Regions from separate parts of the Homo sapiens genome. Here region 1 is linked to region 2. A link is an interaction called in ENCODE POLR2A ChIA-PET data of the cell type or tissue named here. Cell type or tissue: Caco-2. All regions are shown on one strand. Links, peaks and the distances in the headings refer to the core of each region. The heading gives the core; the rest is flanking DNA.

The links. ChIA-PET counts read pairs that join two places held together with the same protein. Peaks named below come from ENCODE experiments on the same cell type or tissue, not always from the same donor. Only the 100,000 strongest peaks of a DNase experiment are listed, where the experiment ranks them.
Region 1: POLR2A ChIA-PET joins it to region 2 with 12 read pairs; 2 of 35 experiments call an interaction of 5 or more read pairs at or near these places.

The regions. Positions count from the first base shown.
Region 1 is chr10:72,135,847-72,143,846 of GRCh38, forward strand. All of the region lies in intron 7 of ASCC1 (activating signal cointegrator 1 complex subunit 1), which reads right to left. Among named protein-coding and RNA genes, the nearest start is that of SPOCK2, 51 kb to the left of the region's middle. In Caco-2, for the core only: no CTCF peak of the experiment used is centred there; no DNase peak of the experiment used is centred there.
Region 2 is chr10:71,862,565-71,879,035 of GRCh38, forward strand. It overlaps LINC03139 (long intergenic non-protein coding RNA 3139), which reads left to right and starts at 15,523. Exons shown (of 2, transcript XR_007062186.1): 1 at 15,523-15,921; 2 at 16,149-16,471. RefSeq lists enhancers at 11,055-11,124, 13,433-14,313. In Caco-2, for the core only: no CTCF peak of the experiment used is centred there; DNase peaks (open chromatin) are centred at 5,757 and 8,880.

The sequences.
Region 1 (8,000 bases), core at 1-8,000, 270 kb after region 2:
GAGTATTTGAGAGATTGAATGTCAAAGAACACAATACATTCAAGGACTGGAGAAAATCTGTAGAAAGGGAAGGGCAGGCTGAAGCCAAGCTGTGAAGGCCACATGGGTCAGGCAGCATTGGACTCTTACTTGGTAAGCCATAGGAAACCGAGGGTTGTTTTTTGTTGTTGTTGTTGTTGTTTTTCTTTTTTTAAGAGACATGATCTCACTCTGCTGCCCAGGCTAGAGTGCAGTAGCACAATCACAGCTAACTGCAGCCTTGAACTCCTGGGGTCAAGCTATCCTCCTGCCTCAGCCTCCCAAGTTGTTGGGACTACAAGTAAATGCCACTGAGAGGTTAAGCCAGCTGGACTTCCTGGGTTGAATGGGGGACTTGGAGAACTTTTCTGCCTAGCTAGAGGATTGTAAATGCACCAATCGGCACTCTGTAAAAACGCACCAATCAGCGCTCTGTGTCTAGCTAAAGGATTGTAAACGCACCAATCAGCACTCTATGAAAACGCACCAATCAGCGCTCTGTGTCTAGCTAAAGGATTGTAAACGCACCAATCAGCACTCTGTGAAAACGCACCAATCAGCACTCTGTGTCTAGCTAAAGGATTGTAAGCACACCAATCAGCACTCTGTAAAAATGCACCAATCAGCGCTCTGTGTCTAGCTTAAAGATTATAAATGCACCCATCAGCACTCTGTAAAATGGACCAATCAGAATGGGCCAATCAGCAGGGGGATGTGGGCGGGGCCAAATAAGGGATAAAAATAAAAGCTGGCCACCCAAGCCAGCAGCAGCAACCCACTTGGGTCCCCCTTCCATGCTGTGGAAGCTTTGTTCTTTCACTCTTCACAATCAATCTTGCTGCTGCTCACTCTTTGGGTCCGCACTACCTTTATGAGCTCTAACACAACGAGGGTCTGCGGCTTCATTCCTGAAGTCAGCAAGACCATGAACCCACCGGAAGGAACAAACAACTCCGGATGCGCCACCTTTAAGAGCTGTAACACTCACTGCAAAGGTCTGCAGCTTCACTCCTGAAGTCAGCAAGACCACGAACCCACCGGCAGGAAGAAACTCCGGACACATCTGAACATCTGAAGGAACAAACTCCGGACACACCATCTTTAAGAACTGTAACACTCACCACGAGGGTCCGCGGCCTCATTCTTGAAGTCAGCAAGACCAAGAACCCACCGGAAGGAACCAATTCTGGACATACCACCATGCCCAGCTAATTTTTTTTTTTTAACTTTTTGTAGAGACGGGGTATCACTATATTGCTCAAGTAGGTCTTGAACTCCTGGCCTCAAGCGACCTTCCCTCCTTGGCCTCCCAAAGTGCTGGGACGACAGGTGTGAGCCACCATGCCAGGCCATCAATGACAGTTTTTAAGAAGCAAGAAACAGGCCAAGTGCAGTGGCTCACGCCTGTAATCCCAGCACTTTGGGAGGCCAAGGCGTGCAGATCACGAGGTCAGAAGTTCGAGATCAGCCTGGCCAACATGGTGAAACCCCATCTCTACTAAAGATACAAAAAATTAGATGGGTGTGGTGGTGCATGCCTATAATCCCAGCTCCTTGGGAGGATGAGGCAGGAGAATAGCTTGAACACGTGAGGCGGAGGTCGCAGTGAGCCAAGATTGCGCCATTGCACTCCAGCCTGGGTGACAGGGCAAGACTCCATCTCAAAAAAAAAAAAAAAAAAAGGAAAAAACATAAGGAAAAACGAAAAACAACTAAAAGCACGGAAACCAATTAAGAGAGATGTTGTGCTTCCTTATATAGTTATCTTAATCTTTTTCCCCAATTACAAAAATAATACAAGCTCATTATAGAACATATGAAAAAAGTACGAAAAGCATAAAAAGGAAAACATAACCTCACCACGCAGATAAACACTTAACCTTTTGTGTTAAATGTATATCTATGGATGGTGAGGTTACGTAATCAGAAAAAATTTTCAGATAAACTGCTTTTAAAAGTTTCTGATTAACACCATCTAAGAACCATAATATTTCTTCTTCTTCTTTTTTTTTTTTCAGAGACAGGGTCTCACTCTCTCATCCAGGCTAGAGTGCAGTGGCACGATCTCAGCTCACCGCAACCCTCTGCCTCCCAGGCTCAAGCGATTCTCCTACCTCAGTCTCCCGAGTAGCTGGGATTACAGGCGTGTGCCACTGCCACCGGCTAATTTTTGTATTTTTAGTAGAGACAGGGTTTTGCCATGTTGCCCAGGCTGGTCTCAAACTCCTGCCCTCAAACGATCCACCTGCCTTGGCCTCCCAAAGTGTTGGGATTACAGGCGTGAGCCACTGTGCCTGGCTGAACCATATATTTCTAAATATAACTTAGGTCTGAATATAACCATGCACCGCAAATTGCACTTCAGTTACAAATCACAACAGAATAATTCCTCACTTTCCCCCTTAATCTCTTGAAGAAAAAAAGTAGACAGGGAGTTCAGCTATATAAAACTGAACATGAAACACGAAGCATGAAATACTGGAGTAAGTAAACTAAACAGACTACATGAAAGAAATCAGTTTCCACCTTTGTCTTTCTGGAAAACTAGGATTTCTGACAATTTACAGACTCAAAACTTTGAAGGGACTAATATCCTTTAAAAAGTTCTAGTGTAACCTGCTCTTTTTACACAGAAGGAAATGATGCAGAGAGGCTGGGTTGCTCAGTCAGTGACAGAGGAACCAGAATCCAAGTCTACAGGCAGCCTGTGCTGTTTCCTTTTTCTTTCTTTCTTTCTTTTTTTTTTTTTTTTTTTTTTTGAGATGGAGTCACTCTGTCACCTAGGCTGGAGTGCAGTGGCGCAATCTTGGCTCACTGCAACCTCCATCTCCCGAGTAGCTGGGATTACAGACATTCGCCACCACACCCAGCTAATTTTTGTGTTTTTAGCAGAGATGGGGTTTTGCCATGTTGGGCAGGCTGATCCACTGACCTCAGGTGATCTGCTGGCCTTGGCCTCCCAAAGTGCTGGGATTACAGGCGTGAGCCACCGCGCTCGGCTTGTTCTGTTTTCAATTCACTGTGCACTCCACGAAGACTGGCTATTTGTCTTATTCACTGTTTTATCTCTGCACCTAAACTAATGCCTAATTGGCACATAATCAGTGCTCAACAGTCTTTACATGCATTCATGAATGAATTCACAGATAGCAAATATTTTGGAATTCTATTAAGAGAGCTTAAGGGTACTTGGACATAATCGTTAAATTTCAGGTTGACAATATGTCACTATATTTCTTTTTTCTTTTTCTTTTTTTTTTTTTTTTTGAGACGGCGTCTCACTCTGTTGCCCAGTCTGGAGTGCAGTGGCACAATCTCAGCTCATTGCAACCTTCGCCTCCCAGGTTCAAGCGATTGTCCTGCCTCAGCCTCCCGAGCAGCTGGGACTACAGATGCCCGCCACCACGCCCGGCTAATTTTTTGTATTTTTTAGTAGAGACAGGGTTTCACCGTGTTAGCCAGGATGGTCTCGATCTCCTGACCTCGTGATCCACCCAACCTTGGCCTCCCAAAGTGCTGGGATTACAGGTGTGAGCCACGGCACCCAGCCATTTCTAACAGTATATTATTTCAATTCTTATTTCATTGATCCTTTCCTGTTTATGAATAAATCACAAAGCTTCTCTATGCCTTTGCTTCCTAATAAGCAAATTAAATATAACAGGGTTGCTATGAAAAAAGGAATGAATTATTCTTAAGCAGCTTTATCACTTAGATAGTGCTTTGGATTTGAAAACAGAAGCCAGTTATTAATGCACTAAATCTAAGCTCTTAGTTTAAAGGCCTGTAAGTGCTATAAAGCTCAAGCATTCCAGGACCATCTTTACAAATAAGGAGTTTGTGCTGCAGAATGATCACTGACTGCCTAGAAAGTGCAAATTTCAAGCTTTTGTTTGGGCTTTCCCTCCCAATTTAATTCAGCTCCATCCAATTAATGCTTCCTGAGCGCTCACTGTGTACAGACATCATCCTAGTGATTACAAGAATAAAAACTAAGCAAAGATGGTCCTTGTTATTAATAGATCTACAATCCACTAAGATAAAATTTTGTTATTATTTTTATGAGACTATAAAGTAGATTTTGGTAATAACATAAGCAATACAGAGTGTTTCGGGTAATTTAAAAGTGGAAGAGATTATAGTGGGGTTAGGACCAGTATAGGTTGCAAGGAGGACGGGCTTAGGATAAGAAGCTAACTGCACTCAATGCATTTTTTTACATCAGTTAAATGAATAAATAACAAACATTCTTCGAACATCTATGTCATGCATTACAAAAGGCAGCCAAATAACACATAACTCCCTGCCCCCAAGAATCTTACAGTCTATTTAAGAAAAAGAAGAAAGGATGGCAAGAGGAAAGAGAAATAGCATTTGGACAAAAGAGGAGTAATATAAGGGAAATTTCAGTCACAAGAAACAATATTAACAACAAAAGATCAACAACCAATAATGAAGCAGGCTGGGGCCCAGGGCAGGCACTAGATAGTGGGAGATAAAGCTGAAGTATTAAGATGATGTCATACTGGAAGATCTTGAATGCTAGACTGAGGATTATGAATTCAAAAGATGATGAGAAATGATGAAAGATTTTTAAGCAAAGTCCTATGGTACATAAGCTATTGCTTAGACTGATGTAGTAGTGTTTCATAATATCTATATTCACTAACATAAAAGTAATGTGTAGGTTATATTTCACAAGAATGAACTGCAGAAATATATGTGTAATGTGATCAATTTATGTAAAATTATATGCATAGACAATGACTCTCGGTATTTGCTCTGAGGAGGAAAACTCAAGAGTTGGAGGAGGGGGAAAAGGAACTGTTTAATTTTCACTTCACCCATCTGTAAGATTTTATTTTTGTAAGCAAAAACAATGTAAAAAGAGGCTTGGCTGTGAAAGGAAGATGGCAAACTATGTATAGTGATGCAGGGCTGCACCACTGTGGAATTTAATGCACACATATATACCTCTCTCATCTTTTCACCAAACGCTCAAAAGAGTAGACTATATCCACTTATTTTTAATGTCCTCTTTCTGTCCCATAAGCACAGGCTTTACAGTCAAACAGAGCTGGGTCAAACCACAATTCTACCACTTACAAGCACATACTAATTACCACTAACCTGGAGCTGACCAAGTATACCAAGTATAACATCAAATTGTTTATAGATAGATAGATAGATAGATAGATAGATAGATAGATAGATAGATAGATATAGATATAGACATAGAGATATAGATATACAGATATATATAGATATATATCAGACAAGCTAAAAGAAAAAAATTACTTGTTATCCACAAATAACGACTGGTAAATTGTTTATGTATCCAGGCTGACTTATTCTTCTATTGCTCTCTCTTCCCACTTTTGAGATAGAAGTCAGTATACAAATTGCTTTGTAATCTCTTTTTAACACATAATAATCTACAGTGAATACTTTCCCAAGATATAATGTTTAGTCAACCCACAGTATTCTCTATTCTACAGATGTTCTACAGTTTATTTTCCATCAATTTGATTTTGATGACCATTTAGACTGCCGCCAGTATTTACTGTTATATACAATACTGTAATCGGGATCTTCATATAGATATTTGTCCCCATATTTCTGATTAATTCCATTGGATAAATTCCTACAGGGAAAATCAGCAAAGTCTAAGAAATACAAAATAAAACTCTGGGAGTAAAAGGCGAATATGCTCTCTAGAAAGCTTATATTAATTTATACTTTTACCAGCAATGACCTTCTCATGTCTCTTATCAAACATCTACCTAGTTTTCTTCTACTTTTAAAATTAGCCTTCCTTGTAACAGATGAATTACTGAATAGATTTAAGCTCCCTAACATAAGAGCCATTGTACCCATTTTTGTTTCCCTTACGGTATCTGATACAATGCCTGGTACTTTGTAGATACTAAATTATTTATTTTTGGATATTTATCTTTTGTCTAACTACTTATTAGCACTTTTACTGATCTCTTATCAATGTTAAAGCTTTTACAAGTATTTTTAGTAGAATGCTATTTATTTGCAAATAATGACCATTGGTCTTCTAAAAAAATTTTCCCACACAACACCTATGTACTTTTTAAAATTGTCTCTGTAGCTGGGGTATTAGCCAAAACTGTCAGAACAATGTGTTTAATATTAATGATAAATGTAGGCAACCCTGTTTTCTGATTGTAATGGGAATAAACCTGGTATATTACTGTTCAATATGATTGTTGATTTAAAATAGACATATTAGACAGTATCTATTTTTATTTTTTGAAAGTTTCTTGAAAAAATATTAAATTTTATCAAAAGTCTTTCAGCCATGCACTTAGCTATTATTTTTTAATTTGACCCATTTAGTAGGATATTATTAGATTTTTCTGTTCCTAATTCATCTTTGCATTCCTGAGATTAACCAGTTTAGTCATGAGAGTTCACATTCATCTTATTCTTACCCTCTACTTTCAGAAAATTGCCAAATCCAGCAGATTTCACTTTTTTTTTTTTTTTTGGTGAGACTGAGTCTTCCTCTGTTGCCCAGGTTTGAGTGCAGTGGCGTGATCTCAGCTCACTGCAACCTCCACCTCCCAGGCTCAGACAATCCTCCTGCCACAGCCTCTGGAGGAGCTGGGATTACAGGCATGTGCCACCATGCCCGGCTAATTTTTGTATTTTTCGTAGAGACGGGGTTTCACCATGTTGGCCAGGCTGGTCTTGAACTCCTGACCTCTGGTGATCTGCCCGCCTCAGCCTCCCAAAGTGCTGGGATTACAGGTGTGAGGCACTGCACCCGGCCAGATTTCACTATTCTTGCATCCACGTGATTCTCATTGCTACTGCTCTAGTTCAGGCCTTCTTTGCTTCTCAGCTGGACTAGAGTAATGACTTTTAAATACCTCCCCCTCCTGTTCCTGATACTTCGTTTCCATTACACATGTAGTATATAATTGCATACAATTCATATAGTCTCTCAATTTATTTATAATTTCCTGCAAAAAGGTATTAAATGGGCCAGGCATGGTGACTTACGCCTGTAATTCCAGCACTTTGGGAGGGCTGAGGTGGGTGGATCACGAGTCAGGAGATCTAGACCATCCTGGCTAACATGGTGAAACCCCATCTCTACTAAAAATACGAAAAATTAGCCGGACATGGTAGTGGGCGCCTGTAGTCCCAGCTACTCGTGAGGACAAGGCAGAAGAATGGCGTGAACCCAGGCAGTGGAGCTTGCAGTGAGCAGAGATGGTGCCACTGCACTCGAGCCTGGGTGACAGAGCGAGACTCCGTCTCAGGAAAAAAAAAAAAAAAAAAAGGTATTAAATGTGTTATTAAATGTGTTTTGTCATAGTTATTCCTAATTTCCTTATAATTTTTGTTGCTACTATAAATGTGTTTTATTTTAAATGATACTGCTTTCTGTTTGCTGCTGGTATACAGAAAACCAAAGGATTTTATTATACTGATTTTACAGTCAATCACCTTACTAAACTCCCTTTTTGTTGTTGTTGTTGTTGTTAAGAGACAGGGTCTCTCTGTTGCTCAGACTGGCCTCAAACCCCTGGGCTCAAGCAACCCTCCAGTCTCAGCCTCTCAAGTAGCTGGGATTACAGATGCATACCACCACGCCTCAAACTCCCTTATTATTTCCTAATAATTTGGTAACTGTAGGTAACCTTGTTTTATCTCTGGTCAGAAAGTATAATATGCAAGATACCAACTCATTAAAATGTACTAAGCCTTACTTTATGATCTAGTATGTAATCATTTTTTTTCTACTGTTCCATGTGCCTGAAAAGAATATGAATTCTCTAATTACTGGGCATATAATTCCAGAGATGAGTATTAGATAAAACTTGCTCATGGTTAAAATATTCTGTATCTTTACTGACTTTATATCTGCTTGATCTACCAATAATTAAGAAATAGGTTGCAATCTCCTCCTATGATGAAGGGTTTCTCAGTTTTTCCCTAATAAA
Region 2 (16,471 bases), core at 4,275-12,274:
GGATGTCCCTGGTCCTGATAGAACCAGGATTCAAGCCCAAGATCATTTGGGGTCTGAAGTCTATGCAATGTTGTCTCCATTGAGAATCAGAATTGCCCAAGGGAAGCAGACACGAAGTACAAAGATCCACCAGGCCACCGGGGGCTGATGCCATCGCACTCCACCTTTCCACATTCCCACTCCACATGCCTGAGCAGACGCTATGACTGACCAGTCTGATCTCAGAGGTGCAGTGTACTGCTCAGCTGTGCAGATAAATCTGTTAAGGTGACAGAGCTGTCCCCTGGGGTCAGCTTAGTCTTAAGGACTTAATCTGGTTTATGTATCAGACTCTTGTAAGTTTCTTCAGGAGCCTCACCCTGAAAACCTTAACCTTTTCTTTGGGCCAGGTAAACCAAGATCCTTGGACCCCAGTGTCTTCATCAAGATTGTGACACCCTATGAAGACACTTCCCAATTGGCCCCTGGCCTCCACAATGACACCTATCCTAATCCTCAGGGCAGTGGACTGAGAACACGCTTGGCTCAGGCTGGACGTTTGTGTCTTAAATGACCTTGGACACAAGTGGGCTGGAATTAGGGCCTCTGAATCTTTAGGTTTTCTGGAGATTTCCATTATAAGTTATGATCCTGTCTTCAGAGTTTCTTTATCTTATTAGGAGTTTGACTGAGTACTACTCTGAGTTCGAATTACCTCACCCAGGAACCCAACACCCAACCCAAACCTGAGAGCTTTGCTTATAGAGAGAGGACTGGCTTTCATGTCAGGGACCTGGAATCTCCTCCTTGATCTGCTTCTTGCTGGCTGAGTCACCTCTGGGGAGAACTTCACCTCCCCATACTTCAGTACGTGCATTACGAACATGGACGTAGTCTGGCAACTGGGAGGAGCTGTGCCCACCGAAGGAATCATTGTGCCTTTAAGGGCATAAACCTGGTTTGAGATCAAATCCGTCCACTGAAACATTAATTCAACAATCCTCCCACCTCAGCCTCCTGAGGAGCTGGGACTACTGGTGTACATCACCATACCCAGCTAATGTCTTATTTTTTGTAAAGATAGGGTCTCACAATGTTGCTCAGGTTGGTCTTGAATTCCCGGGCTCAAGGGATCCTCCCACTTCAGCCTCCCAAAGTGCTGAGATTACAGGCATGAGCCACTGTGCCTGGCAGATTTGTACACTTTATTTATTTATTTATATAATAAATAGAGATGAGGTCTCGCTATGTTGCCCAGGCTGGATTCAAACTCCTGTCCTCAAGCGATCAGCCCACCTCGGCCTCCCAAAGTGCCAGGATTACAGGCATGAGCCACCTCACGCAGCAAATTGTACACTTTTTTTTTCCCCGAGACGGAGTCTCGCTCTCTCACCCAGGCTGGAGTGCAGTGGCACGATCTAGGCTCACTGCAACCTTCGCCTCCCAGGTTCAAGTGATTCTCCTGCCTCAGCCTCCCGAGTAGCAGGGACTACACCACATGTGCCACCACACCCAGTTAATTTTTGTATTTTTAATAGAGATAGGGTTTCACCATGTTGGCCAGGCTGGTGGCGAACTCCTGACCTCTAGTGATCCCTCCACCTCGGCCTCCCAAAGTGCTGGGATTACAGGTGTGAGCCACCATGCCTGGCCCCAGTTGTACACTTTAAATGTGTGAATTGCATGGTATATAAATTATAACGCAATAAAAAAATTTTCTTCTTCTTTCTGAGACAAGGTCTCTCTCTGTTGCCTAGGCTGTAGTGCAGTGGCACAATCATGGCACATTACAGCCTCGACCTCCTGGGTTCACATGATCCTCCTGCCTCAGCCTCCCAAATAGCTGGAACCACAGGTGTGTGCCACCACACCCAAATAACATTTTTTTTTAAATTTTTTTGAGATGGAGTTTTGCTCTTATTGCCCAGGCTGGAGTGCAGTGGCGCAATCTTGGCTCACCACAACCTCCGCCTCCCGGGTTCAAGCAATTCTCCTGCCTCAGCCTCACGAGTAGCTGGGATTACAGGCATGCACCACCACGGCTGGCTAATTTTGTATTTTTAGTAGAGATGGGTTTTCTCCATGTTGCTCAGGCTGGTCTCGAACTCTCAACCTCAGGTGATCCGCCTGCTTCAGCCTCCCAAAGTGCTGGGATTACAGGCGTGAGCCACCGCACCCAGCTATTTTTATTTTTTTTTGAGATGGAGCCTTGCTCTGTCACCCAGGCTGGAGCGCAGTGGTGAGGTCTCGGCTCACTAAAACCTCCACCTCCTGGATTCAAGTGATTTTCCTGCCTCAGCTGGGACTGCAGGTGCATGCCACCAAGCCCGGCTAATTTTTTTTTTTTTTTTTTTTTTTTGTATTTTTAGTAGAGATGGGGTTTCATCATGTTGGCCAGGCTGGTCTCGAACTTCTGACCCCAACTGATTCACCCACCACAGTCTCCCACAGTGCTGTGATTATAGGCATGAGTCACCATGCCTGGCCTCCTTCTCCTTCTTCTTCTTCTTCTTCGTCTTCATCTTCATCTTCTTTTTTTTAAAAAAAGAGGCAATAAAATATTTCTCTTAAGCAATCTAGCTTGAAAGTGTCCAGAGGAGGAGACGCTAAGGTCCAAATCCCGCTCTATCCCTTAGCTGTACCAACTGTGAGATCCTGCTGGGCACCAACCCTTGGTGTCCTCATTCAGAAGGTGGACAGCCCCTGGGCCTAGGCTGTTGTGAAAATGAGAGGAGGGCAGGGAGGAAATGCACCTGGCACTGGGCCTGCTGTGTGCTGGTCAGGATGCCATCAGCAGGAACAACAGGCGGAGGAGGCTGCAGGTGAATGATGGTGTTGGGGGAAGTTCTTTCCCTTTTATTTATTAAGAAGGGGAGGAGGGTTTCTTAATGGAGAAAGAAAGTGGGGAAACTATCCCAGAGCCTGTGCATCCCAGGGGACCTTTGTTCTCCAACCTCCCCTCTCCCAGCCCCACCCCCGCCATGGGCCTATATCTGCTCCACAAGCCCCCACAAGTGTAGTTACCTGGCAGCCCCATCCCCATGGTTGCCTCACCCCAGTGCTGGTAGCAGGACAAGGGGGCTGCCGAGGCTGGAGTGATGTCAATGCTGGGGGAGGAGAGAGACCCTCAGTCCACTGCCACCAACCCTGCCAACAGCAGTTGCTGAGGAGCGTGCTGTGCTGACTGTGGGCTGGGCTCTTGCTTCCCCTCATCTGCCCACAGTCCAGGTGTTCCCAGCATCCCCCCATCCCCTCCCCCGCCTGCCCAGCTGCTGAGCCAGTGTCTGACAACACCCAGACCCAAGATGTCAGAGCCTGTCCCCTGCATCCCAGCGGGAGCTGTTCCTGGACTCAGAGGCTGTGGTCTACAGAAAAGGCCCTGATAGGAGTCTGAGCTGGTTCCTAGTCCACACTCATCACAACCAAGCTATGGGACTTTGGGCAAGGCACTGCGCCCCTCCGGTTGCGCTGTCCCCATCACCAATGTGACTGTGGGAGCCAGGGTACGGGTCATCCAGGCCCCACTCCATGGTAGCACAGTGGCCCTGGAGGCCAGTGCTTCTGGTGGTAGGTGTCCCAGATGATGCTGGCCATTTGCATGGGCTCTCTCTGGCCCTGGAAGGAGTGAGGGCAAGGGTTGGAACCCTACTGTGTGCGGGACTCTGTGCCCTCCATGTGCTCCACCTCATTTAAACTTCACCGACCCCATGGGTCCAGTGTGAATAAGTGGGCAGGCTCTTCCAGGCCTCATGGTCAGACAGTCTGGACTCATATCCCATCTCCACCATGGACTAGCTGAGTGACCCGGGCAGAATATTTACCTTCTCTGTGCCTCAGTTTCCCCATCTATAAAATGAGGCCAAAATAGTACCTTTCTAACGGAGTAGTTGGGACAGACTGATTGAATACATGTCAACTGGGCAGAACAGTGCCTGGCACACGTTAAGCCCACAATAAGGTTAACTGTTGTTATTACTAGTCCCATCTTATAAGGAACTTGGGGCTCAGGGAAGCTAAGTGGCTTGCCCAAGGACACACCGCTAGAAAATGGTGGGGCAGGGCTTTCCACTTTTTTTTTTTTTTTTTTTTTTTGAGACAGAGTCTTGCTCTGTCACCCAGGCGGGAGTGCAGTGGTGCCATCTTGGCTCACTGCAATCTCTGTCTCCAGGGTTCAAGCAATTCTCCTGCCTCAGCCTCCTGAGTAGCTGGGAGCACAGGTGTGAACCACCACGCCTGGCTAATGTTTGTATTTTTAGTAGAGACGGGGTTTTGCCACGATGCCCAGGCTGGTCTCGAACTCCTGACCTCAAGTAATCTGCCCCCCTCAGCCTCCCAAAGTACTGGGATTACAGACATGAAGTTGATGTTCCTTCCCACCACCCAGTACTGGACCCCTTAAAAAAAATCCTGAGATGAGCAGTGTGGTAAATGCTGATGGTCTCAGGAATGGCATTAAAAAATAATCATGTAGCCAGGCACAGTGACTCACACATCTAATCCCAGATCCCAGCACTTTGGTAGGCCAAGGCAGGTGGATCATTTGAGCCCAGGAGTTCGAGACCAGCCTGGGCAACGTAGCGAAACTCCATCTCTACAAAAAATTATCCGGGCATGGTGGCAAGTGCCTGTAGTTCCAGCTACTCAGGAGGCTGAGGCAGGAGGATCACTTGAGTCCAGGGAGGTACTGGGTGGTGGAGTGCAGTGGGAGACACCACTGCACTCCAACCTGGGTGACAGGGTGAGACCCTGTCTCAAAATAATAAGTGGCCAGGCACAGTGGCTCACGCCTATAATCCCAGCGCTTTGGGAGGCCAAGGCGGGTGGATCACCTGAGGTCAGGAGATGGAGACCAGTCTGACCAACATGGAGAAACCTCGTCTGTACTAAAAATACAAAATTAGCCAGGCATGGTGGTGCATGCCTGTAATCCCAGCTACTAGGGAGGCTGAGGCAGGAGGATCTCTTGAACCCAGGAGGTGGAGGTTGTGGTGAGCCGAGATCGCACCACTGCACTCCAGCCTGGGCAACAAGAGCGAAACTCCGTCTCAAAAAAATAAATAAATAAATAAAATAAAAAAGAAAGAAAGAAAAAGACATGAAAATAATGATAACAAGGTTTATTTTCTGATTACCAAGGCAGTACAGTAGTCCCCCTTGCTTATCCAAGGTTTTGCTTTCTGCAGTTTCAGTTACCTGTGGTCAACTAAGTTCCAAAAATACTAAGACATTTTGAGAGAGAGAGAGAGAGAGAGCATGCTGACCTAACTTTATTACAGCACATTGTTATAATTGTTCTACTTATTTATTGTTGTTAATCCGTTACTGTGCCTGACTTATGAATTCAACTTTTATCACAGGTGTGTATGTATAGAAAAAGCAGAACATATATAGGGTTCGATACTATCACTTAGGTCTCAGGCATCTACTGGGGCTCTGGGAAAGTATCCCCTGAAGATAAGGGCGACTACAATATTTGTTCACTATCAGTAACTGAGAAAATGCGGAAAAGCGGAAAAGAGACAAGTAAAAATATTTTTCCCTTCGGGGAAAACCCTTTCTTCTTTGGATAACTAAAAACCTGATCTCCTGCATGTTGTGAGACCTATCAAAGGGAGGTGGCCTTCACTCACCTTAAGCAAGGCTTGACGTTGTCCAAGGGCCCAGCAGGAGATATTGCCAGCACCCACCCTCCCCAGGGTAAACACAGCCCCTTCCACTCCCTCCTGGGGCCTTCGGGCCCCACCTGGGGTCACAGCCTTGAGGATGCACACTGCAAGCCACAGCCTGCAGCTGCTTAGGTCATGTGATTCAGTGAATGCCAAGCCACAGGGCTCAGTCCTCCTCAGAATTGTCTGGGTCACCCAGAACACCCTATGTGAGCCATGTGATTCAGCGGGGTCACATGCTGAGCCACAGGCATTTGACTCCATGCCAAATGTCATCACTTCCAGAAAGTTAGCAAAAAATTATGGTGGCTCTGGTGTGGCAAGCACAGGGCAGGGCAAAGGAGACCGTCACTCCGAGATACCAACACCTGTTAAAAGAGGATGAGCTGGGAGAAGCGGATTGCTTGAGCTCAGGAGTTCAAGGCAGCAAGGAGCTATAATCATGTTTTTTTTTTCTTTTTTTTTTTTATTGATCATTCTTGGGTGTTTCTCGCAGAGGGGGATTTGGCAGGGTCACAGGACAATAGTGGAGGGAAGGTCAGCAGATAAACAAGTGAACAGAGGTCTCTGGTTTTCCTAGGCAGAGGACCCTGCGGCCTTCCGCAGTGTTTGTGTCCCTGGGTACTTGAGATTAGGGAGTGGTGATGACTCTTAAGGAGCATGCTGCCTTCAAGCATCTGTTTAACAAAGCACATCTTGCACCACCCTTAATCCATTCAACCCTGAGTGGACACAGCACATGTTTCAGAGAGCACAGGGTTGGGGGCAAGGTCACAGATCAACAGGATCCCAAGGAAGAAGAATTTTTCTTAGTACAGCACAAAATGAAAAGTCTCCCATGTCTACCTCTTTCTACACAGACACGGCAACCATCCGATTTCTCAATCTTTTCCCCACCTTTCCCCCCTTTCTATTCCACAAAACCGCCATTGTCATCATGGCCCATTCTCAATGAGCTGTTGGGTACACCTCCCAGACGGGGTGGTGGCCGGGCAGAGGGGCTCCTCACTTCCCAGTAGGGGCGGCCGGGCAGAGGCGCCCCTCACCTCCCGGATGGGGCGGCTGGCCGGACGGATGGCTGACCCCCCCCACCTCCCTCCCGGACGGGGCGGCTGGCCGGGCAGAGGGGCTCCTCACTTCCCAGTAGGGGCGGCCGGGCAGAGGCGCCCCTCACCTCCCGGACGGGGCGGCTGGCCGGGCGGGGGGCTGATCCCCCCACCTCCCTCCCGGACGGGGAGGCTGGCCGGGCGGGGGGCTGACCCCCCCACCTCCCTCCCAGACGGGGCAGCTGGCCGGGCGGGGGGCTGACCCCCCCACCTCCCTCCCGGACGGGGCGGCTGGCCGGGCAGAGGGGCTCCTCACTTCCCAGTAGGGGCGGCCGGGCAGAGGCGCCCCTCACCTCCCGGATGGGGCGGCTGGCCGGGCAGGGGGCTGACCCTCCCTACCTCCCTCCCGGACGGGGCGGCTGGCCGGGCGGGGGGCTGACTCCCCCACCTCCCTCCCGGACGGGGCGGCTGGCCGGGCGGGGGGCTGACCCCCACCTCCCTCCCAGACGGGGCGGCTGGCCTGGCGGAGACGCTCCTCACTTCCCAGACGGGGTGGCTGCCGGAGGGAGGGACTCCTCACTTCTCAGACGGTGCGGCTGCCGGGCGGAGGGGCTCCTCACTTCTCAGACGGGGTGGCCGGGCAGAGACGCTCCTCACATCCCAGACGGGGCAGCAGGGCAGAGGCGCTCCCCACATCTCAGACGATGGGCGGCCGGGCAGAGACGCTCCTCACTTCCTAGATGGGATGGCGGCCAGGCAGAGACGCTCCTCACTTCCCAGATGGGGTGGCGGCCGGGCAGAGGCTGCAATCTCAGCACTTTGGGAGGCCAAGGCAGGCTGCTGGGAGGTGGAGGTTGTAGCGAGCCGAGATCACGCCACTGCACTCCAGCCTGGGCACCATTGAGCACTGAGTGAACGAGACTCCGTCTGCAATCCCAGCACCTCGGGAAGCCGAGGCTGGTGGATCACTCGTGGTTAGGAGCTGGAGACCAGCCCGGCCAACACAGCAAAACCCCGTCTCCACCAAAAAAATACGAAAACCAGTCAGGCGTGGCGGCGCGCGCCTGCAATCGCAGGCACTCGGCAGGCTGAGGCAGGAGAATCAGGCAGGGAGGTTGCAGTGAGCCGAGATGGCAGCAGTACAGTCCAGCTTCAGCTCTGCATCAGAGGGAGACCGTGGAAAGAGAGGGAGAGGAGGGAGAGGAGGGAGAGGAGGGAGAGGAGGGAGAGGAGGGAGAGGGAGAGGGAGAGGGAGAGAGCTATAATCATGTTACTGCACTCCAGCTTGAGCAACAGTGGGAGACCCAGTTTCTTAAGAAGAAAAAAAAAAAGGAAAAAGTATCCCAGCACTTTGAGAGGTCGAGGCGGGCGGATCACAAGGTCAGAAGTTTGAAACCAGCCTGGCCAATATGGTGAAACCCCGTCTCTACTAAAAATACAAAAATTAGCTGGAAGTAGTGGCAGGCACCTGCAGTCCTAGGTACTCGGGAGGCTGAGGCAGGAGAATCGCTTGAACCCAGGAGGCGGAGATTGCAGTGAGCCAAGATCGCGCCTCTGCTCTCCAGCCTGGGCGACAGAGCAAGATTCCATCCCAGAAAAAAAAAAAGGAAAAAGTTAATATTAAATACTAATTTTAAGTAACTATAAGTAATTACAACTATTTTCACTTTAAACATTAAGTAAAATAATATAAAATTAAATTAAAAATTTAACCTAAAAAATTTAAATTAAGTAAATGTTAATACTCATTAATCTAATTAAATTAATGAAAATCTGCAAAAACAAAGCAAAAAACCCTTAACCATGCCAGCACTCTGTAAGTTCTCAATAACACATTTAAAAGTAAACTGAGGCACAATAAAATTAGAAGGTTTATTTATTCATATTTTATTTTATTTATTTATTTATTTAAAGACAGGGTCTCACTCTGTTGCCCAGACTGGAGTACAGTGGCACGATCTTGGCTCACTGCAACCTCTGCCTCCCAGGCTCAAGCAATTCTCCTGCCTCAGCCTCCCGAGTAGCTGGGATTACAGGCATGCGCCACTACCGCCGGCTAATTTTTGTTTTTGTTTTTGTTTTTGTTTCAGTGGAGACAGGGTTTCACCATGTTGGTCAGGCTGGTTTCCAACTCCTGACCTCAAATGATCCACCTGCCTCGGCCTCCTGAAGTGCTGGGATTACAGGCGTGAACCACTGCGCCCGGTGTAGAAAGTTTATTTGAGCAAATGATGACTCATGAATCAGGCAGATCCAAACCAGAAGTGATTCATGAGCTCTACTGAGAGAACACAGCTGGGACAGATACAGAAGTAAAGCTAAGGTGGAGGCTGCAGTGAACTAAGATCGCCCCATTGCACTCCAGCCTGGGCAACAGAGCAAGACTGTCTCCAAAAAAAAAAAAAAAAGGTAAAGCCAAGAAAATATTTGATTATTTGATTTGGCAGGGCACGGTGGTTCACACCTATAATCCCAACACTTTGGGGGGCTGAGGCGGGAGGGTCACTTGAGCCCAGGAGTTCAAGACCAGCCTCGGCAGCATGGCGAAACCCCATCTCAAAAAATACACAAAATTAGCTGGGTGTGGTGTTGTGGGCATGTGGTCTTAGCTGCTTGGGAGGCTGAGGTGGGAGGATCACTTGAGCCCAGGAGGTTGAGGCTACAGGGAGCCATGAACATGCCACTGCACTCCAGCCTAGGTGACAGAGCAAGACTCTGTCTCTAAAATAAATAAATAGGCATGACACAGTGGCTCACGCCTATAATCCCAGCACTTTGGGAGGCTGTGGTGGGTGGATCACTTGAGGTCAGGAGTTGGAGACCAGCCTGGCCAACATGGTGAAACCCCATCTCTACTAAAAATATAAAAATTAGCCAGGCATGATGGTGGGCGCCTGTAATCCCAGCTACTCGGGAGGCTGAGGTGGGAGAATTGCTTGAACCCGGGAGGCTGCAGCGGGAGAATTGCTTGAACACAGGAGGCTGAGCCGAGATGGTGCCACTGCACTCCAGCCTGGGAAACAGAGCAAGACTCCATCTCAATAAATAAATAAATAAATAAATAAATAAATAAATAAATAAATAAATAAAATAGAGCTTGCAGTCCCTCAGAGAGCACCCTAGTCCAATGGCCTCCTTTTACAGGAAGAGAAACTGAGGCCCAGAGGGATCAAGAGGCTCCCCCAAGGTCACCCAGCAAGAGGCTAGAGCTGGGACAAAACCCCCAAGTTTCTGACTCCCTGGGCAAGGCTTTTTCCACTGTTTTGGTCTTTGGCCATAGAGATAATCTGCTTAAAAAATTAACTTGGGATTTCATGTAATCACTGAGGCCTCAGAAGCCTTGCCCAAGGAAAGACGAGGAGGGTTTATTAAGCTTTGTTCTAGGAGTTACAGGGACAAGGCCACATAGCAGGGCTAGAAACTGATGTGTGCCACCCTCCTCCAGGCCAGTAGCAGCTTGTATTTCTAGAAAAGGCTTAATTTTCCAGGTCAGGGCAGGTCCCAGAAGGCACCTTCTGGGGATGCGGCTGGACCCCGTGACTCAGCTGATTCCACATTATTCTCTGTTTCCCTCCCCACTCAGGGTGACTGCCAGATTCTGGCCTCCCTTGGGCCTTCAGAGATGGAAGTGATCTTAGGTTGTTGGTGGGTCCTACAACCTATAGTGGAAAGGTGACCATCTAATTTTTTTTTTTTTTTTTTTGAGACAGAGTCTGGCCCTGTTGCCCAGGCTGGAGTGCAATGGCGCGATCTCGGCTCACTGCAACATTCGCCTCCCAGGTTCAAGCAATTCTCCTGCGTCAGCCTCCTGAGTAGTTGGGGTTACAGGTGTGCAACCACTTCCAGCTAATTTTTGTATTTTTAGTATAGATGGATTTCTTTTCTTTTTTTTTTTTTTTTAGAAGGAATTTCGCCCTCTCACCCAGGCTGGAGTGCAGTGGCATGATCCAGTCTTGGCTCACTGCAACCTCCGCCTCCCGATCCAAGCGATTCTCCTGCCTCAGCCTCCCAAGTAGCTGGGATTACAAGTGCGCACCACCATGCCCGGCTAATTTTTTGTATTTTTTTAGTAGAGATGGGGTTTCACCATGCAGCCCAGGCTGGTCCCAAACTCCTGACCTCGTGATCCACCTGCCTCGGCCTCCCAAAGTGCTGGGATTACAGGCATGAGCCACCACGCCCGGCCTGAGATAGGGTTTCACCATGTTGGCCAGGCTGGTCTCAAACTCCTGATTTCAGATGATCCACCCGTCTAGGCCTCCCAAAGTGCTGGGATTACAGGTGTGAGCCACCATGCCCACTTGTGTCTAATTTATCATCCTCACCAGGACACTTTTGAGCATGGCCAGGGACATCTGGTCACCCAGCCACTGCTATCTCTGAGCATCATGATGGGTTGAAGAGTCAGTGAGCCGGCGGTTGAGGACCCACTGTGCTTGGGTCCCATACCTGATGAGAAAGAAGGGCCCAAGTCCCAGGCCTGCAAAACCACAGCCCTAGAAGGAGTGAGAGCACACAGCCAGCATGACCCAGGAAACTAGAACTGAAACCCTCAAAGCTGAAAGGTCTAGATGACTGTCCTTACTGTCCCAACGGGGAGCACACAGCTCTGAAAGGCCAAGGGCCTTGCCCAAGGTTACCCCCCGAGAAGATCAGAGACTCAAACCCAGGTTCCCAACTCTCAGCTCAGTGTGCGCTGTGCCACCGGTTCCCTTTCATCTGCAAACCCCCTGCCTATCTGGAAGGTGTGCACACAGCCTGGAAGCTTGTTATACTGGATTGTAAAAATTGTTCCTTGCCCTGGACTGGTGTGTGGCTTTGTTTGTGTGTGGCTTCCTAATCCTGCAGCCCCTGTGGGTGGGGAGGTCCCCTTTGCAAATAAGCGTGCCAGGCTCCAGAACCCAGGGAGAAGGCAAATATTTCCTGAACTAAACCTGCTCTCAGCACTTCCACTACTACTACCCCAGTCCAGGCCACCATCATCTCCCAGGTGGCCTCAGTGGCCTCTAAGTGGTATCCGGGATCCTTCTCTTTTCCCCACTCTTCATCCTCCATGTCAGAGCATGGAGCCTGGGTGCAGATCCCACACAACTCTCCCTCAGAGCTATCCACGCTCAAATCCTGGATGCACAGCAATGTCATGTGGCTGCCATCCTCCTGTCTGGCTTCCCCGTGTCCCCTTTCTTTCTTTCTTTTTTTTTTTTTGTTTGAGATGTAGTCTTGCTCTGTCGCCCAGGCTGGAGTGCAGTGGCGCGATCTCTGCTCATTGCAAGCTCTGCCTCCCGGGTTCACACCATTCTCCTGCCTCAGCCTCCCGAGTAGCTAGGACTACAGGCACCTGCCACCACGTCCGGCTAATTTTCTGTATTTTTAGGAGAGATGGGGTTTCACCGTGTTAGCCAGGATGGTCTCGATCTCCTGACCTCGTGATCCACCCGCCTTGGCCTCCTAAAGTGCTGGGATTACAAGCGTGAGCCACCGGGCCCAGCCCCCCGTGTCCCCTTTCTTGGTATCCTGCCACCTCACACAAGAAAGGCACAACTCCCGCCCAACTGGGCCTTCCATGGGGCAGTGCCCTGTGAACAACCTCCTACCCCCAGTAGGTAGTTAGAGAGGTACCTGGAGGCAGAGCCTGTTCTCAGCACACTATGAGGGCAGGAACCAGGGTCACACTCCTTTGGCCCAGATAAGGCTCAGAAGTGAGAACGTTGTCATGGGGCCACACCCTTATTTGAATTTCAAACATGAAGCCAGGGTTTTCTGACAGAAAGAAAGTCTTGTCTTGCTTGACTGTGTTGATGGGGCGTGATGTGGCAGGCATTCTTCTTAAAGGGACTAAATGTGTAGCCCCAGTTTTGTGTGGAAAAAATATTTATTTATTTATTTATTTTTATTTATTTATTTTTTTTTATTGATCATTCTTGGGTGTTTCTCGCAGAGGGGGATTTGGCAGGGTCAGAGGACAATAGTGGAGGGAAGGTCAGCAGATAAACACGTGAACAAAGGTCTCTGGTTTTCCTAGGCAGAGGACCCTGCGGCCTTCCGCAGTGTTTGTGTCCCTGGGTACTTGCGATTAGGGAGTGGTGATGACTCTTAAGGAGCATGCTGCCTTCAAGCATCTGTTTAACAAAGCACAACTTGCACCGCCCTTAATCCATTCAACCCTGAGTGGATACAGCACATGTTTCAGAGAGCACAGGGTTGGGGGTAAGGTCACAGATCAACAGGATCCCAAGGCAGAAGAATTTTTCTTAGTACAGAACAAAATGAAAAGTCTCCCATGTCTACCTCTTTCTACACAGACACGGCAACCATCCGATTTCTCAATCTTTTCCCCACCTTTCCCCCCTTTCTATTCCACAAAACCGCCATTGTCATCATGGCCCGTTCTCAATGAGCTGTTGGGTACACCTCCCAGACCGGGTGGTGGCCGGGCAGAGGGGCTCCTCACTTCCCAGTAGGGGCGGCCGGGCAGAGGCGCCCCTCACCTCCCGGACGGGGCGGCTGGCCAGGCGGGGGGCTGACCCCCCCACCTCCCTCCCAGACGGGGCGGCTGGCCGGGCGGGGGGCTGACCCCCCCACCTCCCTCCCAGACGGGGCGGCTGGCCGGGCGGGGGGCTGACCCCCCCACCTCCCTCCCGGACGAGGTGGCTGCCGGGCGGAGACGCTCCTCACTTCCCAGACGGGGTGGCTGCTGGGCGGAGGGGCTCCTCACTTCTCAGACGGGGCGGTTGCCAGGCAGAGGGTCTCCTCACTTCTCAGACGGGGCGGCCGGGCAGAGACGCTCCTCACATCCCAGACGGGGCGTCAGGGCAGAGGTGCTCCCCACATCTCAGACAATGGGCGGCCGGGCAGAGACGCTCCTCACTTCCCAGATGTGATGGCGGCCGGGAAGAGGCGCTCCTCACTTCCTAGATGGGATGGCGGCCAGGCAGAGACGCTCCTCACTTTCCAGACTGGGCAGCCAGGCAGAGGGGCTCCTCACATCCCCGACGATGGGCGGCCAGGCAGAGACGCTCCTCACTTCCCAGACGGGGTGGCGGCCGGGCAGAGGCTGCAATCTCGGCACTTTGGGAGGCCAAGGCAGGCGGCTGGGAGGTGGAGGTTGTAGCAAGCCGAGATCACGCCACTGCACTCCAGCCTGGGCACCGTTGAGCACTGAGTGAACGAGACTCCATCTGCAATCCCGGCACCTCGGGAGGCCGAGGCTGGCGGATCACTCGCGGTTAGGAGCTGGAGACCAGCCCGGCCAACACAGCGAAACCCTGTCTTCACCAAAAAAATACGAAAACCAGTCAGGCGTGGCGGCGCGCGCCTGCAATCGCAGGCACTCGGCAGGCTGAGGCAGGAGAATCAGGCAGGGAGGTTGCAGTGAGCCGAGATGGCAGCAGTACCATCCAGCTTCGGCTCGGCATCAGAGGGAGACTGTGGAAAGAAAGGGAGAGGGAGACCGTGGGGAGAGGGAGAGGGAGAGGGAGCGGGAGCGGGAGCGGAAAAAATATTTAAAGATGATATACAGTCTACAGCAAACCACCAAATGCATCATTTGCAAGTTTAGGCTAATGATAAAAATTTCAAAGGGGCCAGGCACATTTGCTCATGCCTGTAATCCCAGCACTTTGGGAGGCCAAGGAGGGCGGATCACCTGAGGTCAGGAGTTCGAGACCAGCCTGGCCAACATGGTGAAACCCCCGTCTCTACTGCAACTATAACGATTAGCCGGGTATGGTGGCAGGTGCCTGTAATCCCACTTACTCAGGAGGCTAAGGCAGGAGAATCGCTTGAACCTGGGAAGTGGAGGTTGCAGTGAGCCGAGGTCGTGCCATTGCACTCCAGCCTGGGTGACAGAGTGAGAGTCCATCTCAAAAAAAAAAAAAAAAAATTTGAAAGGGGTTTTTTAAAGGGTGCCTGTGGACAAAGTGTGATCACTGTTGTGTGGAAGTGATCCTTTACGATCCCAATCAGATCACACCATTTGCTGTTCACACATCTCCAGTGGCCTCTTTTGCCTTTGAGCATGCCCAGGTCGTTTCCCCCCAGTCTGGAGGCTCTTGCCCTTTGCTCCTGCTCCAGATATTCATTCTGCATCTGCTCCCTAGCAGCTTTCTCTCTGCCATCCTGCCATCTTTTCTTCTTGCCATGCTAGCATATGTTTATTTATGAGTGGCAGCTGTATCTCTAGTCACTAGGTCAGGACCTGGTATATTCTAGGCGCCCTGGAAGCATTCTCCAGAAACAGAGGTGCGGTGAGGAGAGTTTGGATCCAGTTTGGACTGCAGATAAATGTTTGTGAGGCTGGGCATGGTGGCTCACACCTGCAATCCCAGCGCTTTCAGAGGCCAAGGCGGGAGGACCGCCAGAGCCCAGGAGTGAGAGACCAGCCTGTGCAACATAGTGAGACCCCTGTCTAATTATTTTAAAAAAGGTTGTTTGTGAAATGACTGAGCAAGTAAATAATGAAGGAGTGAAGGAACTTGGACTGATGACCTGGAACACCTGTACCCTTCTCCCACTCCAAAAAACCCCTGCCCATCCTCACAATCCAGGGCCAGCATCACTCTTTTTTTCTGGAAGCTTCCTCAGTATCCTGGGTATGGGTCCCCTGTGATTCATGGAGGACCCCCAGTGGGGCTCCCAATGGCACGGCATTACCAGCACCTGCACCTGCTGCCTCCCCAGTCACCCCTGGCTCCCAGGGTTCCATTGCACAGTAGATCCTCTAGAAATGCTTCACAGACATTGATGTGGTGAGGGAGGAGGGACAGGGTAGCAGTCTCACCACCCATTACCCCCACCCCCGCCTCTCATTCAACGAACACTTTGAGCACCTGGCACTTTGATCCCCTCAGTGCCAGGCACTGAGCTCCAAATCCCAGACTCTGTAACGTGCAAGCAATCCTTACTCTTTCTATTTTAATATCTTAACCCATGTATTTATATACCTTGTCAAGTAAAATGTATTCTTTTTTAATGATTCTCAAAAGGATACTCATTGAAAAAATTTAGAAAACACCGAAAAATGCAAGGAAGAAAAATACAATTCTCTTACAATCCTGTATAATCCTGTGCCTCTAGGCCTACAGTCAGCTCCAAGCAACGGCACAGACACCTCCTCCTCCGGATGACCAGGATTGCCTCTGGGTTTGTCACAAGCTGGAACAGGGTCCTTTGGAGGATGGGGCTCTGTGAAGAAAAAGAGGTGAAGTGTTTGGATTCAGTCTGAGCCAAAGGTGAGCGTTATCAGTCCCCGAAAGGCCTCAGGGGTTGGCTGACTCTCTGAGAGGCCGGCAAGACTGGTGAAGTTCTGGAAGGGGACCTGGGGGGTGGGGCCCGGGGACCTGGGGGGTGGGGCCCGGGGACATGGGGGGTGGGGCCCGAGGCCCAGGCAGAGGCCAAACATTGCCCAGGGCCCGGCTTTAGTCTGCAACAACCCTCATTGTTCTCTCACTGTCTCTAGGCCGCTTTATCTGGGTTTAAGGACACAAGACTCCGTGAAAGACAAGCTAGTTCTTCTTCCTGCCCCGGCAGTCCACTGCAGGCCGATGCAGACGCAACCACTTCCTCAGCCGCTGTGGCTGAGAGCCCGCCACTGCACTCTATGGGCTTGGTGCTGGGTATGGAGAGGAGGGTATGACATAGCCCCTGCCCTCAGAGTTTTTTCCTACTCATTATCCCTGCTGTCTCTGGGGACTTCTTAAATGTCAGCAATCATTGTCATCTTCACTGTTGCCTCCGCAGCCACCGCACATGGCTGCACCTGGGCCATCTCCTCTGATGTAA